Linked DNA regions of Homo sapiens: region 1 is linked to region 2. A link is a loop called in an ENCODE intact Hi-C map of the cell type or tissue named here. Cell type or tissue: Caco-2. All regions are shown on one strand.

The links. Peaks named below come from ENCODE experiments on the same cell type or tissue, not always from the same donor. Only the 100,000 strongest peaks of a DNase experiment are listed, where the experiment ranks them.
Region 1: a loop joins it to region 2, with 8 times the contacts of the local background. A loop is called at or near these places in 2 of 110 quality-filtered maps.

The regions. Positions count from the first base shown.
Region 1 is chr7:112,549,114-112,551,613 of GRCh38, forward strand. No RefSeq gene overlaps it. Among named protein-coding and RNA genes, the nearest start is that of LINC03076, 68 kb to the right of the region's middle. In Caco-2, a CTCF peak has its summit at 1,524 (motif pointing right); no DNase peak of the experiment used is centred here.
Region 2 is chr7:112,664,760-112,667,259 of GRCh38, forward strand. The region is part of intron 5 of LOC101928012 (a long non-coding RNA gene); the gene reads left to right. Among named protein-coding and RNA genes, the nearest start is that of LINC03076, 48 kb to the left of the region's middle. In Caco-2, no CTCF peak of the experiment used is centred here; a DNase peak (open chromatin) is centred at 1,152.

The sequences.
Region 1 (2,500 bases), 120 kb before region 2:
TGAGGATTTTTACGTGCTTTATAATATAATATTTTGAGAGAATGACCACATCTTTGGGTTTTCTGATTGGTAAATCTGTTCTAATCTGTGTAATTCACAAATATAAGAAGCTTGATAGAAAACGAGCTTGCTTTGTCTATTTTGTTCTTCCTATTTCAGGCTTTAGCTGACTAAAATGAAGATATCATAATGCAAGCACCAGATGTGACTAGAAAGTTGATAGAATTTAGAGCCAAGAAGAGCTCTAATCTTTGCTTTAGACTTGATTATTATCAACATATTTAAGGAGTTTGCTTTTGGAGGAGTGAAGTGATCCCACAAATTCCAAGCAGATAATTATAAAAACTTGTTAAATAATTAAAAAACTATTTAAAGATATTAGAAAGTATTGAAAAGCAGCTGAAAGACAGACAAAAGTTTAATCTCTGAACCAGAAGGGGTAAGAATTGTGAGTTTGTCTAATCCCCAGAATAACAACTGAGGAAAACTACAAAACATTGCTTAGATACATTTTATAAAATTACAATAAATGGAAAGATATACTGAATTTATGAATTGGAAGATGCAATAGAATTAAAATGTCAGTTAACCTCATTTATAGATTTAATAAAATCTCGCATATCCCAGGAGGCATTTTCCTTAATGGAAATTAACAAGCTGATTCTAAAATTTATATTGAAGTGCACACTACCCAGAAGAGCCAAAATAATTTTGAAAAAGAATAAAGTTAGACTCACAGTAACTGATTTCAAGATTTACTATAAAGTTGCTATAATCCAAATAGTTTCATTGGTGTAAGGATAGACATATAAACCAGAGAGTTCAGAAATAGACCGGTATGTAAACGGTCAAGTGATTGTTGACAAATGTGTTTCAGCAAATGCTGAAGCTATTAGATATCCATATGTAAAAATATCATTACCTCACGCCATGTAATTTTTTTTTTTTTTTTTTTTTTTTTAGAGATAGGGTCTCACTCTGTCACCCAGGCTGGAGTGCAGTAGCACAATCAAGCTCACTGCAGCCTTGAACTCTTGGGCTCAAGTGATCCTCCCGCTTCAACCTCCTGAGTAACTAGGACCACAGGGGTATGCCACCATGCCTGGCTAACTTTTGTATTTTTTGTAGAGATGGGGTCTCCCTATGTTGCCCAGGCTGGCCCTGAACTCCTGGCCACAAGTGATCCTCTCACCTTGCTTCCCAAAATGCTGGGATGACAGGCATGAACCACCATACCTGGCCACCATATAAAAATGTTAACACAAGTTGAATGATAGGTCTAAATGTAAGAGCTAAACTACGAAACTTCTAAAAGAAAATCTAAGAGAAACTATTTAGTCAAAGATTTCTAAGGTAAGACAAAAAGGACAAAGAAAATGGATAAACTGAAATTCATCAAAATTAAGCACACCTATTGGACCAGTCATCGATTGAAATCTACCCTTCTAGTCCCTGCTTTGTAATAGTGAGGTTGCATCCTATAAATATTTATTTGCCAGCTAGTGGAATGCTAGGCTTTGTCAGTAGAGGGCACTAGAGTAACACTGCAAGATGATAGCAACAGGAACTTTTGGGAGTGAAGAAAATGCTATGTGCTGTTAAAATGAGATAGTTAACAATTCAGCACCCTAATTCCCCAAGCCACATTTCAAGTGTTCTATAGCCAATGTAGTTCACGGCTACCACATTGGACAAGCCAGATACAGAATATTTCCATCATTACCAAAAGTTCTATTAACCTCTGCTCTATATCTATTGTGTTGATGGGGTACATGGCTGTATACATTTGTCAAAACCTATCAAATTGTTTGCTTAGAATGAGAGAATTTTGTATGTAAATTAAACTTCAATAAGAATTTAGCAAAGTGCTATTATTCTTTGATTAAACAGTCTCATCTAGGGTTTTAGTAATTTTCATCACTGAAACTGCACAATTGGTCTCCCTCTGATGCTGAGCGGAAGCTGGACTGTACTGCTGCCATCTCGGCTCACTGCAGCCTCCCTGCCTGATTCTCCTCACTCCTGCCCAGTGCCTGCGATTGCAGGCACGCGCCGCCAGGCCTGACTGGTTTTCGTATATTTTTGGTGGAGACGGGGTTTCGCTGTGTTGGCCGGGTCGGTCTCCAGCTCCTAACCGCTAGTGATCCGCCAGCCTCGGCCTCCCGAGGTGCCGGGATTGCAGACGGAGTCTCGTTCACTCAGTGCTCAATGGTGCCCAGGCTGGAATGCAGTGGCGTGATCTCGGCTCGCTACAACCTCCACCTCCCAGCCGCCTGCCTTGGCCTCCCAAAATGCCGAGATTGCAGCTTCTGCCCGGCCGCCACCCCGTCTGGGAAGTGAGGAGCATCTCTGCCTGGCCGCCCATTGTCTGGGATGTGAGGAGCCCCTCTGCCTGGCTGCCCAGTCTGGAAAGTGAGGAGCGTCTCTGCCCGGCCGCCATCCCATCTAGGAAGTGAGGAGCGCCTCTTCCCGGCCGCCATCACATCTAGGAAGTGAGGAG
Region 2 (2,500 bases):
ACTTCTGTATGTGTGTGTGTGTTGGCTTTGCTCTACCCAATATTTTTGAAATTCTTCTATGTTGTTAGGTGTAGCTATTTGTTTTAGTTTTTGTAGTGTATTCCACTATAGAACATACCATAATTTATCTGTTTTACTGCTGATGGATATTTGTGTTTATAGCTAGGTTTGGGCTCTTATGAATAATGATGCTTCTATGAACACTTTTGTGCACATATTTCTATTAAGTTGTATATTCACGAGTGGATTATTTTATCATAGGATGAATATTCTTGACTTTTGTAGATAACACCAACAAGTTTCTCCAAATGGTGGTAACGATTTATGCTTCCATCAGTGATGTAGTCTAGTGATCTAATTCTTCAAATATAGTATTTCAAGTTTTGAATTTTAGCTAAATAGGCGATACTGATATTGCATCTTTATTTGCACTTCCTTGATTACTAATGAAATTCATTACTTTTCACAAAGCTGATGTTTATTTGGATTTTCTATTTTGTGCAGTGCTGGTTCAAGGCTTTTGCTCATTATTTTAAAAACAGATTATTTTTTCTTATTAATTTGTTCTTATATATGTAAAATATCTCCTCCCAGTCTGTGGCTGTTTGTGTGTGTGTGTGTGTGTGTGTGTGTGTGTTTTAACTGTCTTAACTGTGTCATTTGAGGAACATAAGTTTTAGATTTTAAAAAAGTCAAATTCATCAGTTTTTTTTTAATTGTTGGTACTTTTTCTGTGTCCTGTTGCAGAAATTTGTTTCTCATCCTGAAGGCATGAGAATATTTCTTTTATTGTCTTCTAGATGTTTATTAATTTTCCTTTTATAAATCACATTTGAACATTGTGAGAGTTAGAGAACAAGCCAAACAAGGCTTGTAGGAGCATTAACCCATAAAAGTGGAGGATCTTTAAGTTCCACATAAAGTCAAAGACTCAAAACAGTTTTTACTTTAACCAGAAATTATAACATATCTTCCAAGATTCAGGAAAAATAAAGTAGAAATAGCATTTTTAGAAACAACAGGAGGTAGAGTTCTGCCTGTCATCAGTGTGCTTTGTGACTTTCCACTTAATTGGATTGCAGAACTCCTGAGTGTGCTCAAGAGTGAATTGCTTTGGAATGGGAGGACTGCAAGCCCAGCTTCCCTGAAGACTGCCACTGGGGAGCAGCAGATTTCACACAGGGGAAAGCCTTTGAACTTCTTGCAGGAAAGACAGTATATCTCAGTTAAGAGATATATGTTTGGAGAAAATCATAGTCCTTGTTTTTTCCCATGCAGATGGATTTTTATCTGAATTCTGATGTGTTTGTCACCAAACAGAAAATAAAACATGAGACATTAACTAAAAGACAAAAGTTTGAAAGGAAATAAGCTTCACAATTACTCAAGATGGAATCCATTCTACAATTTTTTTTCCTACAACATCTGTTTTACATTTCCCGATTAGCAATACTTTCATGAGAATTTAACAGATGAAATGAAAGTATATAGAATTAGTCCATTTTCACACTGCTGATAGAGACATACCTGAAACTGGGCAATTTACAAAAGAAAGAGATTTAATTGGACTCATAGTTCCACATGGCTGGGGAGGCCTCAATCATGGTGGAAGGTAAGGAGGAACAAGTCACATCTTACGTGGATGGCAGCAGGCAGAAAGGGCTTGTGCAGGGAAATTCCCATTTTTAAAACCATCAGATCTTGTGAGACTCCTTCACTATCATGAGAACAGCACAGGAAAGACCCACTCCCATGATTCAGTCATCTCCCACTGGGTCCCTCCACAACATGTGGGAATTATGGGAGCTACGAGATGAGATTTGGGTGGGGACCCAGAGCCAAACCATATCATATATGTAGATATGAAGATAAATATTCTGGTTCCACTTACCCTTGTAAATTAGGTTTTCAAAGTAGTTCTGATACTCTTAAAGAAGTTAATGATAATTAGAGTAGATTCCCTGAACTGAGTCTTGAATGGGTTCAATGTTTGTCATTTGAAAGGACTTGAGTAAAGAAATTACAGAAATGTGAATGACATTGATTGGTCTAGGTTCTTATTGGGTGGAGGATGGTGGAAAAGTTTTCAAATTTACATAAGGCCTGATTTGGAGTGTGTTGAAAACTAAGCAGAGAGGTTTGGGTTTGATGCATCAGAAAATACTGAAAACTTTTGGAGAAATTTAAAAGTGCTGAAAAGCAATATTTAAGAAAGGTGGCCAGATGTGGTGGCCCACACCTGTAATCCCAGCACTTTGGGAGGCCAAGGTGGATGGATCACCTGAGGTTGGAAGTTTGAGACCAGCCTGACCAACATGGCGAAACCCCGTCTGTTCTAAAAATACAAAATTAGCTGGGTGTGGTGGCTGTTGCCTGTAATCCCAGCTGCTTGGGAGGCTGAGGCAGGAGAATCACTTGAAACTGGGAGGCAGAGGTTGCACTGAGCCGAGATTGTGCCATTGCACTCTAGCCTGGGTGAAAAGAGTGAGACTGTCTCAAA